Linked DNA regions of Homo sapiens: region 1 is linked to region 2. Evidence: chromatin contacts called from ENCODE Hi-C or POLR2A ChIA-PET data. All regions are on one chromosome and are shown on one strand. The core of a region is the stretch at or near the end of the contact, and the rest is flanking DNA. Distances in the headings are between cores, read along the strand shown. Region 1 has its middle 54 kb from the start of TLR10. Region 2 overlaps LINC02513 (long intergenic non-protein coding RNA 2513).

What was found. A loop is a pair of places that touch in the nucleus more often than their neighbours do. ChIA-PET counts read pairs that join two places held with the same protein, here RNA polymerase II (POLR2A).
Region 1: a map of Calu3 shows a loop between it and region 2 (6-fold over the local background). The contact joins two enhancer-like sites. A Hi-C loop is called at or near these places in 1 of 168 maps with a recorded cell type or tissue (Calu3). POLR2A ChIA-PET finds 5 or more read pairs at or near these places in 2 of 52 experiments (HEK293 and MCF 10A).

Annotation. Positions count from the first base shown.
Region 1 is chr4:38,726,285-38,732,635 of GRCh38, reverse strand. No RefSeq gene overlaps it. Among named protein-coding and RNA genes, the nearest start is that of TLR10, 54 kb to the left of the region's middle. RefSeq lists an enhancer at 1,421-1,790. Within about 2 kb of position 3,680, at least 8 of the 41 ENCODE cell types and tissues checked have a DNase peak (open chromatin) inside an H3K27ac peak, as active enhancers do.
Region 2 is chr4:38,384,730-38,391,450 of GRCh38, reverse strand. LINC02513 (long intergenic non-protein coding RNA 2513) reads right to left here. Exons shown (of 2, transcript NR_149123.1): 2 at 5,692-6,074. Among named protein-coding and RNA genes, the nearest start is that of LINC02513, 21 kb to the right of the region's middle. RefSeq lists an enhancer at 5,669-5,963. Within about 2 kb of position 3,855, at least 9 of the 41 ENCODE cell types and tissues checked have a DNase peak (open chromatin) inside an H3K27ac peak, as active enhancers do.

The DNA.
Region 1 (6,351 bases), core at 2,431-4,930, 340 kb before region 2:
CTATATAGTCTTAAACATGCTCACAATATATATGTTTATGTATCTTTGTAAGCATATGCCTAATGCCTAAAATGGAATATGGATGTATACATGTTTGCACAAATACACATATGTGTGTATATACATAAGGCATATGCATACACGTGAAGAGACATATATATAATCTTCAAATTTTCAAGAAAACAAATTGTTAAATTGAGGGTACTACCTCAGAAACCAAACTTTATTAAATTTTCCCAAAAGCAGAAATAAAAGGCAGTCTATAGATTATTTTGCTATCAGAGACAACCAACAAGCCCAACAACTTTGGAAGTGCCTGGCTGATATGAAAGTTATTCTTTTTTCTTTTTCTTTTTAATTAAAAATTAATTAATTAATTAATTAATTAATTAATTAGAGACAGTGTTTCACTCTGTTGCCCAAGCTGCAGTGCAGTGGTGCAATCACAGCTCACTGTAGCTGCAAACTCATGGGTTCAAATGATCTTCATACCTCAGCCTCTCAAGTAGCGGGGACCACAGGCATGTGTCAATTTTTAAATTTTTTTGTAGAGGGGGAGTCTTGCTAGGTTGCCTAGGCTGGTCTCAAACTTCTGGCCTCAAGTGATCTCCCACCTTAGCTTCCCAAAGTGCCAGGATTACGGGCATGGCCACTGTGCTTGGCTTACCTTTTTTCTTTGAAGAAGATGTTTTTATTGGAATAGAGTTAGCAGTTTCTTCCCTCCTCTTAGTATCTAGAATAATGAGCCTAGTGCGGTGGCTCATGCCTGTAATCCTGGCTCTGGGATTGTTAGAATTTCTGATGCCCGTGAAAGTGACCCTTAGGGTTGAGAGAGAGGAGAAAAGCTTTCTCTTAGATTTTATTAATAACCAAGAGAATTATGATGATGATATTAATAATAGCAATAATTAATATATAATTAACACATAACACTCCCTATGTGCCAGGCACCATTCTAAGTGTTTTGACATTTGCTTTGTTTGTGCCTCAGTGTTTGAGATGTTATCTCGTTTATGTCTCATAAGTACTCTCTGAGGTAGGCTCTAATATGATCATCCCAACTTTACAGATGAGGAAGGTGAGGCACAGAGAGGTTTAATGACCTGCCAAAAGTTACAGAGCAGTTGCAGAAGCAGGATTCGAACCCCGGCAATCTGGCTCTAGATTGCCACATTACCCTTAGCAGTCCTGCTCTCACGCAAGGCCGCCCTGGAAGGACAGGAAGAAGAACCCTCTGAGCCGCGAGAAGGTGCTCCGAGAACCCTCAAGAGGACCCCGGCCCTGAACTAGAAGCTCCGCGTGCCTGGGCCTCCCTCTCCAGCAGGGGGCGCACACAGCCCGCATTTTCTGGACTCCTCTAACCACAGATACCTCGGCTTATTGAGAACTGGAACTCCTGACCTTTTGTGGGAAAGGCTCTGATCTCAAAACTTTCTCTAGCATTCTTGAAGTATTTACAGTGTACTAATCAAAGGAATGATCCGGTACATGGACATAACCAAGGGAATGATTCAGGACCGTTCTTGGAGGACCTACAATGTGTATCAATAAGCAGAAACCCAGGAAGCCTGTATAGGCCCCAAGCTTATAACAGCGCTGCCTGATTCCAGATGAACCACAAACACTCCAAGCCGGGGTTTTTCTCACCACACCCGAAGACATTCTATTAAAATAGCCCTGTTCGTGGGTGGCCTCCCATGCATGAGTCCTCTCACATGGTCTGCGTGCTGATGGGGCTGTGCTGAACTCACCGCATTGGCCTATGGAACACGTGCTGAGGTGTTTTCTCTCTAGTGACCTTTGTCACATCCTTTGCAAGAAATTAGCTCAGAGGAGCAATCCCTGAAGGCCAAACCTCAACCTGCACCAGAGGCAGACAGGAGACGAGGTTTGGTAGAATTTGTACCTCTCATGGTGGTGGGAGGAGGAGAATGGCTCTGTGAAGCGCTCCTTCCACCCTTTTAATGCTGTGCAATAAAGACTGAGTTAGGGGCTCAGGCCTGTAATCCCAGCATTTTGGGAAGTCAAAGTGGGTGGACTGCTTGAGCCCAGGAGTTCCACACCAGCCTGGGCTACATGGCAAAACCCTGTCACTACAAAAAATACAAAAATTAGCCAAGCACGGTGGCGTGTACCTGTAGTCTCAGCTACTCAGGAGGCTGAGGTGGGAGGATCCCTTGAGTCTGGGAGGTGGAGGCTGCCGTGAGCCGTGATTGTGCCACTGCACTCTAGCCTGGGTAAGATCCTGTCTCAAAATTTAAGAAAAAAAAAAAAAAGACTGAATGAGGGGGCTAACTTTGAATGGGGACCTCTCAGACTCAGAGCAGGAACAAAGTTGATTGCCCTGGGACTTTAAAAGTTTCTTCAAAATCCTATACATTTGTCAGCTGCTCTCAGGAGCCTTAGCAGGCTTCAGGGGTCTCTCATCCCCTCTGCTATGGTCTGAATGTTTGTGTTTCCCTAAAATCCATATGTTGAAATCCTACCCCCTAAGGTGATGGTACTGGGAGCTGGGTCTTTGGGAGGTGATTAGGTCATGAAGGCAGAGGCCTCCTGAATGGGAAGAGTGCCCTCATCAAAGATGCCCAAGAGAGACCTCCCACCCCTTCCACCTTGGGAGGACATGGTGAGAAGGCACCATCTATGAACTAGAGGGCAGAACCTCGCCAGATGCCAGCTCTGCCTGTGCCTTGATTTTGGAGTTCCAGCCTCTGGAACTGTCAGAAATGAATTTCTGTTGTTTATAAGACATCCAGTTGGCCGGGCCTGGTGGCTCACGCCTGTAATCCCAGCACTTTGGGAGGCTGAGGTGGGAGGATCACGAGGTCAGGAGATCGAGACCATCCTGGCTAACACTGTGAAACTCCATCTCTACTAAAAAAAAAAATACAAAAAATTAGCCGGGCGTGGTGGCGGGCACCTGTATTCCCAGCTACTCAGGAGGCTGAGGCAGGAGAATGGTGTGAACCCAGGAGGCGGAGCTTGCAGTGAGCCCGAGATCGCACCACTGCACTCCAGCCTGGGCGACAGAGCGAGACTCCGTCAAAAAAAAAAAAAAAAAAAAAAAAAAAAGACACCCAGTTTATGGTATTTTGTTATAGTAGCCAGAATGGACAAAGATACCTTCCAAAGTGGTGTCCTTTCTGTATATACTTTGGCATAAGACATCTGATTCAAAATTAAATGAGAGGGACCATAAAGGGAAATACTCCGTTGCCAGCTTGCAGGGGAGGGCCGTAAAAGATCGCTTGGGTTCAGACTCTGGTTCTGCCTCCTGGGGGCCGAGCAGCCCCTGGGGAAGCGATTTACTTTTCTCTGTACCATGGTTTTCTCACCTGAAAAATGAAAATAATAAAATCCATGCCATAGGGTTGTTGAGTGCATTCAACGAACCCATGCGTGTGGTCCTAAGTGCAGCACGTGGCCTACACAGGAAGCACTCACTGAATCTTAGCTGTTGTGATTTCACCTATTCATGCAGGCCAGGACTCTGAGGAAAAAAGGAGATCTCTTGCTATTGTCATCTTTATTGATACTGCCACACTTTTTTTCTGCTCTGGGTGGCGCTGGCAAACTTCCTGTCTTCCCCAGGAGAATTTGATACCCCTGCCCCCACCTCTCTCAAAGGCAAACACCCTCCTGCCAGGTAGCAACTGGATGCCATGCAGAAGTATTCTCTCCTGGAATCACGTTCCTGGGTATTTGTCCTCAGGACCAGCCAGCTTGGAGTTGAGGTCAGTTGAAGTTCAAGAGGGCATTTATTCTGAGTTTTACTGTTTATTGATTTGCAGTACTTACAAGCCAAAGTGTTTGTCCTCCTGGCCTTCAGGGCCAAGGCTAAGGCCACAACAATGCAGCCCTTCTTCAGTGGCCCTGTTACCTTCCGGGAGCAGGCAGGGTGTGGCAAGAACTTCTGGGTGGCAAGAGCTCCAGGGTGTCGTGAGAACTCTGGGTGTGGCTGCCCAGGGCAGGCCTTGGAGAAAGCAGTTAAGAAACAAGCAACAAGGCTTGGTACCCCAGATCTGAATGTTGGAGCCACCCGTGGTTCTGGCTCTGTTATGGAGTAGCTATGGGGACTCAAGTTCTCTGCCCCTCACTTTCCCCGGCTGTCCAGCACAATGGCAGCAGCAGTAACAGTAACAGTGTACTTTTACTGAGTACTTACTGTCCACACGTGGGACTTCGTAGCTCTCCCTTAACGGTTAAGACCAGCCACTGCATCTGCGATCTATACCCACTCTTACTAGCTTCGTGACCTTGGAGACACCGCTCCAGCCCTTGTTCCTCAACTTCTTAATCTGTAAGAAGTGGGGCAGTTAAGAGCGCCTTCCTCTTTGAATTGCAAGAGGATTAAATGAGAAAGCCCAGGAATAGTTCCCAGCCCAAGGTAGTAGTATGAGCAATACTATGATAAATTTCACATTCATGATCTCATGTCATTTTCATAGCAACAATGTGAAATAGGTTCTCTACAGGGGAGAGGCTCAGGGCACGCAGAAAGAAGCAAGCAAGGCTGAGATTTGACCCCAGGATTATATGGTTCTGAGTACCACAGTCTGGATCTGAAATCACTGGGCCTTACTGCCTTTCATTTGCCAACGTCACCTGAAGAAACACTTACTGAGCAGCTTACTAGGAGCCAACCCGTTGTGACCATATTGAATTGGTTGAAAGTTCCAATTGAATACAGTTCTTAAGCACTAATGGAGCTTCTTCTGACCAGGCACTGGGCTGGATCCTGGCTCTATTGCAGTGACAATGGGGAGTATGTAGGCCCACAAGAAGATCCCAGGCAAATCTGCAAACAAATAACAGCTCCTGTTAAGATCGAGCACCTTTGTAAGTCTCCATGATTCTCTCTGCTTGCAACTCCATTTGGAAAATTTCTTGAACTTCCTTATCTCCTTTGAGGGCCTTAAATAAAAACATCCACCTTCTTTTGCTTGAGATTCCCATTTCTAGATTGAAGTTTAAAATGAACTGTGGGCTGGGCGCGGTGGCTCACGCCTGTAATCCCAGCACTTTGGGAGGCTGAGGTGGGTAGATCACGAGGTCAGGAGATCGAGATCATCCTGGCTAACATGGTGAAACTCCGTCTCTACTAAAAATACAAAAAATTAGCCGGGCGTGGTGGCCGATTCCTGTAGTCCCAGCTACTCGGGAGGCTGAGGCAGGAGAATGGCGTGAACCTGGGAGGCGGAGCTTGCAGTGAGCTGAGATCGCGCCACTGCACTCCAGCCTGGGAGACAGAGCGAGACTTAGTCTCAAAAAAAAAAAAAAAAAAAAGAACTGTGAAGGCCAGGCATGGTGGCTCACGCCTTTAATCCCAGCACTTTGGAAGGCTGAGGCAGGCAAATCTTATGAGCTCACGAGTTGGAGACCAGCGTGGGTAACATGGCAAGACTCTGTCTCTACAAAAAATGCAAAAATTAGCTGGGTATGGTGGTGTGCACCTGTAGTCCCAGCTGCTCAGAAGGCTGAGGTGGGAGGATGGCTTGAGCCCGGGAGGCAGAGGTTGCAGTGAGTTGAGATTGTGCCACTGAACTCCAGCCTGGGTGATAGAGCCAGATCTTATCTCAAAAAATAAAATAAAATAAAATGAACGATTAAATGAAATGACACAAATAAAGAAACTGGAGAGCTGTGTATCAGTTTACCCTTGAAAGACTAGAAAGATTTGGCTGGGCACAGTGGCTCACACCTGTAATCCCAGCACTTTAGGAGGCCAAGGCAGGCGGATCACCTGAGGTAGGGAGTTTGAGACCAGCCTGACTAACCCCATCTCTACTAAAAATACAAAATTAGCTGGGCGTGGTGGTGTGTGCCTGTAATCCCAGCTACTCAGGGGGCTGAGGCAGGAGAATAGTTTGAAGCCGGGAGGCGGAGGTTGCGGTGAGCCGAGATCGCGTTATTGCACTCCAGCCTGGGTAACAAGAGCAAAACTCCATCTCAAAAAAAAAAAAAAAAAAAAAAAAAGACTAGAAAGATTTGATAAGGGTTCAAGGAAAGGAAAGGAAAGACCCTTATTGGGTATATACTGCTCTGTGTAAGGGCCTCCTTTAGGAAATGGGCTTTGGAAAATTGCTTCTAGATTCTGGAAAAGAGGTCAGGAAAATGTCACTCACTGAGAAACTAGGAAGAAAGCAGTTAATAAGGTGGACTATTTGCAGGTATAAACCATCCCCAAGATGAGTTGTAGACTGATGCCCAGAGGAGACTCAAAATACCAAAATCAAATCCATGCATTGATGAAACATGTATATTTACAGAACACCCTGTAGGTACTGTGTTAGTTAGGGTTCTCCAGAAAAACCAAATCGTGAGACTAAGGTGTGACTAAACTGCAGTGAG
Region 2 (6,721 bases), core at 2,606-5,105:
AAGGAGGAATAGCACTAAACCATTCATGAGAGCCCCACCCCCATGATCCAGTCACCTCCCACCAGGCCCCACATCCAACAGTGGGGATTACAACTGAACATGATATTTGGGTGTGGACACAGATCCAAACCATATCACCTTAAAACAGAAGGGCTCCTTCTAGAGAAGCCTCATTATGCACTTTTTTGTTTCTGTCAGTCCTGCTCTGGGTCCTTGTCTGAGCTTTGCACTCATATGTTTGTTCCTTGTGTTAATGAGGGTGCCACTAGCTGCTATTGCAAAACTCTAATATATAGATTGCTTAACAGCATCAGCTTTTATTTCACATTTCCATGAACAGCTAAGGCAATTTCAGGTCAGATAGGGTTGGATGGAGCAGGCACTCTGCTCAAATACAGACAGACTGGAGTTCCATCTTTCTCAGAACAGGGATCCTGAGGGTGCTGTATTAGTCTGTACTCACACTGCTATAAAAAATACCTAAAACTGGGTAATTTATTTTAAAAAGTGGTTTAATTAGCTCACGGTTCTGTGGGATATACAGGCTTCTGCTCCTGGGGAGGCCTCAGGAAACTTACATTGATGGTGGAAGGTGAAGGGGAAGCAAGCACCATCTTCACATGACCAGTAGGAGAGAGAGAGTGCCAAGGGGTAGGTGCTACACACTTTCAAACAACCAGATCTTATAAGAATGCTATCATGAGACAGCACTAGGGGGATGGTGCCAAATAATTAGAAACCACCCAATGATCAAATCACCTCCCACCAAGCCCCACCTCCAACACTGAGAATAAAAATTCAACACGAGATTTGGGTGAGGACACAGAGCCAAATCGTATCAGATGGTCTGTTCATTGACATTGAACTGGCAAAGGGGAGACAGCCTGGGGGAATGCACAGGAGAAGTTTATATAGGCCAGGCCTAGAGGTTATATAGGCCAGGCCTAGAGGTTGTGCTTCTCACTTCTGTTCACATTTCATCAGCTGGCATTTGGTCCTAGGACCACACCTTAGAATGAGGAAGGCTGGCAAACATGCCCAGCCATGTGCCCAACAAGGAAAAATGTTTCATTTTATCCCCATTCCTTTTCTTTCTTTTGTTTTGTTTTTGGATTTTATGGTTGTTGTTTTATGGCCAACAGTTTGAGGGCTGAAAGTTGCCAGTAGAAAAAAGGATAAGTAGAATCTCCTGGTATGATTTGTGTAGAATATTAATTCTAAATATGAAATAATCATAACTCATTTTTATTGTGTGTTTACTATGCACCAAACTGTACTAGGCCCTTCCCCTACATGGCTGCATTTAATTCTATAGCAGCCTTGCATGTGGGTTTTGAAGTACATCAACAGTTCATTGTGGGAGGATATGGCTCTGCTCTTCTAAAGGGAATAGGGAGCAAACGGGCTGGAGCACTGCAGGTCCATTCTCCACCCTACTTTCCTTTCTTGTGTGTCCAGGAGGTTGATTTTCATGGACAATACTTCCAGACTTCATTGTCCTCTGGCTTCTGGTTGGATTTGGCTAATAGGAGGCACCAATAGGAGATCAGAGTTGGGTATAATGTCTGTAGGCTGCTCTGTGGTTTGACAGTAGCTGTGACTCTATGGTCACATAGCTGCCACTCTCCCACTGCTGCAGATCTCACCAGATTGCCAAAGAGGGCCCTCTTTCTACCCCTCCAGGCCTGGGATTACAGCAGCTTTCTGCTGCTGATACTGCCTTGGTGTTTCTCTACCCTTTGACTGGTCCCTTCTTCCTCCCCACACCTCCACAAATAGTGCTTTCCATGAACTCTCTTCAATTACTCCTTGGAGAGAGCTGTCTTTCTCTCACTGGTTCCTGATTGATTCAACCAGAACCTGAAGAACTTATGTAGCATCTTTTTTAAAAACAAACAAACAAACAAAAACCTTTATTATAGTTTCTACTTTGGAGTCAGGCAGACCTAGTTATGGACCCTAGTTTGATCACTTACCAGTTTGTGTGATCTCAGACAAGTAACTTAGCCCCTTACTATGAGTGAGCCATAGTTTACTCACTCAAAATAAAAGATAATGGTTTGTGAAGATTTTTAAAAAAAGAATATGCAAACTGCCTAGACCAGTGTTTGGTACATAATAGGTAATTCATAGAATTGAAAATGGGAAATGATGTCATGGAAATATGTCTGATATGGTTTGGCTGTATCCCCACCCAAATCTCATCTTGAATTCTCATGTGTTGTTGGAGGAGCCCAGTGGGAGGTAATTGAATCATGGGGGCAGGTCTTTCCCCTGGTGTTCTCCTGATAGTAAGTCTCACAAGAGCTGATAGTTATTATAAGAGGGAGTTTTCCTGCACAAGCTTTTTTTGCTTGCTGCCATCCATGTAAGATGTGACTAGCTCCTCCTTGCCTTCCACCATGATTGTAAGGCTTCCCCAGCCATGTGGAACTGTAAGTCCAATTAAACCTCTTTCTTTTGTAAATTGCCCAGTCTTGGGTATGTCTTTATCAGCAGCGTGAAAATGGACTAATACAATGTCAAACAATAAATTATTAAATTAGTTTAAATTAATCTATACATTGCGTATTGAGCTGACAGACATTTTTAAATCCCAGTGTTGATAGTGATGTAACAAAAAGGCACACAATATAAGTGAATGCAGAAAATCTGGTAAAACCTTTATGAACGGCATTTTATCTATAGGTCCGTAAAGCCTATAAAATGTGCATTCCCTTTAATCCAGCAATTCACAGCAATTTTAGGAATTTATCCTAAGGAAATAATCAGATAAAGATGCATCTACAAACATGTTCACACTATTACTGTTTACCATGGTTAAAAATGGAAAATAACAAATATTTGACAATAGGGAATGGCTAGATAAACCTTGGAACATCCATGCAATGATAAGTAGATGAATAATTGTTATAGAAAAATGGCCATAGCACATTGGTAAGTAAAATAATCAGTTACAAAACTATTTCTGGAGCGTTACTCCAAATTTTTGTAAAACAATAAAAAAGAGGAAAAATTGAAGGAATATATGTTGAAATATTGATTTTAGTTATTTCTGGATGGTAGGATTACAGATGCTATTTTCCCCCATTGTTATTATTTTTCCTGTATTTTCTAACTTTTTAAAATAATGAACTTTGTAAAGATAAGATTGTCCTTGGCTGTAAGTAACAAAAATTCAAACAATAGTGGTTCAGCAGCTCAACAATGCCAAGACCAATGTCTGAAATGTTTATGGCTTTTCCTTCATGGCCTTCATGTGGTCATTGTACCCACCAGTTATCACACATTCATTCAAAGAGAGAGGAAAGGAACAGGAAGGACTGTCTCAGGAAAACACAAACGAGAACGCCATCACAGATTTAACATTAACTGGCCAGATTTGTGTCACATGGCCATCCCCAGCTGGAAAGTGGAAGGAGGGATGGGGATGTGTGTGTTAGGAATTGGGGCTGAGTCAGCCACTTTGCAATGTCTGCTATAAAGAGGTATTGCTGGGAGGCTGAGGCAGGAGAATCACTTGAACCCGGGAGGTGGAGGTTGCAGTGAGCCGAGATCGTGCCACTGCACTCCAACTTGGGTGACAGAGTGAGACTTTGTCAAAAAAAAGAAAAAAAAAGGTATTGCTTTGATAATTTTAAAAATTAGAGTTATTAAAATGTTAAAACAAGTTATTTCTTTTTTTCTTTGACTACTTGAATGCTCTCCGTCCTCCAGCCACCCTTCCACCCACTTAGGCTGCAACAGCCAGCAATTTCACATTCACTGAGCCAAGAGAGTGAGGAAGAATGAAGAAACCTGAGAGGAGTCTGCACCCTTTTAGGTGGTAGGAGTGGAGAGAGGGCAGTGTGCCAAAGGACTGGAAATCAGCTTGCTTATTCAGTCAACTTCATCTAGATCTCTCTGGTCTGAGGTTCTGGCAGTGAAAGCTTATCAGCAGAGGGTTTTGCAACTTCAGTACTTCTGGCCCTGCTGTTATTTTTTAGTCTGTGCAGAACTGGCCCTGGTATTTCATTTGGCTGCTTTGGTTTCAGCAGGCCTTCCAAATAAATAATACACCCATGAGACCTACTGAGGGAATGGACTAGATTGTCTGGGTTCAGTTCTTGGCTGTGCAGGTACCTGTTATGGTCCTTGGACCAGTTACTTAAGCTCTCTGTGTTTCTGCTTCCTCAAATGTAAGATGGGAATAATAAATAATACTATATATTTCATAGGGTTGTTATAAAAGATTGGATGAGTCGGTATTTGCCAAGTGCTTAGAATATGCCTATCACATAGTAAGCATTATACAAGTATTTGTTTAAAAAATAAATAAATATGAGAAAGGCAGAAACAGCCATAAGCTCTCTGGGTCCCATTTGTTTGAGGTTACAACTTACTTGGCATAAAGCTGAGGCATCTAAAGCTACAAAGTGGGTCAAATTTTCTTTTGTTCCATGCTGGCTGAACCACGTGGTCCCAGAAGTAGGAAGGAAAGAGAAGGCTTAGGAAGCTAAGAGCCATGAAACACCTGCTGAGTGGCAGGACTTCCTCATGGCTTTCTGTGTAGCAACTCAGTTAAGTCTAATCAGGCAGGTGCTATCACTGCCCTCATTTTACAGATGGGGAAACTGAGGCTCAGAGAGGTGAAGTAACTTGGCCACAGTCACATGCTATGAGTGGTGAAGCTGAGGTTGAACCCCAGCAATGTGTGACTTTCAAGTGTGGATATTCCACATTAAGAATGATATTTACATGGGAGACTTCACTTTACGTGGTTTTAAAAGGTTAAAGTGTACATCAATCTCTAGTTTAAAGATACTGAGGGCGCTTTTATTTAACATGTCCTAGTAGCAAATTTTCCTGTAAAATGTTTAACTTCTCTCTGTTTAGTTTGGCAAGTTTGAATTTTTACATGTTGTGTTTTCTTACAGTATAGTGCATCTCTATTGTTCAAAAAAATAAATTTCAGGCCTGGAACTTAGTTAAATTCTGAGGTTTTGTGGGTTGTCCTTTAAAAAAATTTTTTTTACTTCTTTTCTTCCTTTCTTTCTTTGTTCCTGCCTGCCTCCCTGCCTTACTTTTTCCTTCCTTCCTTCTTTCCTTTCTTTTCTTCTTCCTATTCCTCCTCCTCCCCTCCCTCCCTTCCTTTCTCTCCCTCCCTCCCTCCCTTCTTTCCTTCCTTCCTTGCTTCCTTCCTTCCTTCCTTCCTTCTTTCCTTCCTTGCTTAAGTCAGGAATACATGATCTAAAGATCTCTCTGTGTCCTTCTAAAATAGCTGAAGCTCAAAGCCAGTAATTACTAGCAAAAAAATGACCATTTTTGTTGCCAATTCTGAGCACATTATCTTGAAGCTCAAAGCCTGGCCTAAAACAACTGAAATTATAAATAATTAACATCATGAATATCTCACAGGTCCAAATTCCTCCACGAGTAACCGCAGAATTCCTTTCTGTTCTCTGATCTGTCAATGCTACCTTTGCAAATGCCAGTTCCAAAGACATAGAAGCAAATATTGCTCAATGTTTTTATTAATGACTATGATCATGTTCAAGCAAATTGTGCATGTTCAAGGCACATTCCCTGTTCTCTCTCTTTAAGAAAAAAAATCACTAAGCCCCACCCTACCCCACCCTTAGCTTTGAAAGGTCTGAAGTCAGTGGTGCCTGAGATAGAGCCAAGATAAAACGAATTGAAAACAAAATGAGCTTTTTTTTTTTTTTTGAAACTTTTGTTTCCAGCTTATAGACACTCCCACCTCAAGTTGCAGAATCCTAGGGATCTGACCCAGTGTCACCTTCAGCCCCAATGGGGCCTTTAGGCCTGTCCTATGTAGGCTGAGGCCCCTCCCAGGTCAGTCCCTACCCCCATTGGAGGCGAATTAACTCTTTCAGGGGAAGACTTGTGCTGGCTTCCAACAACCCAATCTTCCTACTCTGGAGGCTAATCTTTTCCCCTTTTATGCTTTTGCCTTCATAATAGTCCTCATTCTTCTTCCAGAGGGTTAGAGGGTGAAAATAGCCAAGAAGCAGTTGCAAGAAGGCTCTGAAGTTCACATCTTGTGGGTAGGGCCGGCAGTAGGCAGGAGAGACCTGGGAGAGAGATTAGGTGAAACATTAGCCACAACCTTTTGGATTCAGTCCAGTGTCTTTCAATTATTTCTTGATGTGCTTTGGGTACTGGGCTTATTTGGCATGAGACAGGCATCCATTAGAAGATTTCACAATGATTTGCCATGTTACAGTTCTAAACATGCGAACTCATCACCAAAGAAAATTTATGTTTTTACCGCCTTTTCCTCCCACCTCTCCCTGGGGAGCTGCAGGAAAAAGCAATCCAAACGAATTAATCAAAATGACTAGGTTATGCTCTAAAAATAATAAACGTTGCCGTAGTCTGGATCTTTTTCAAGTTTGAGCTTATTTTGTGAGCTTGAATATCGATACGTCAAAGCGCATGTGCATGTATATATTTTTATTAGAGGGATGTGGACTATTGCATGAGGACAGGTAAGTTATTAAGATACACAAATGCAATTGCTCTCATAATACTAGACTGCATTTCAACTAAGTTAATTAAGCTACTTGGCCAATGAAGAGGCAAAGGGTAGGTGCCTTAATGATTCCTTAACTTGTCTCATAAGCCAGCCTTGCAAATTAGGATAGGCTACAGAACTTGAGCTCTGAAAACAAAGCAGGACAGAAACTGAGGTGCAGACTTAGAACAATAACAAAAAGGA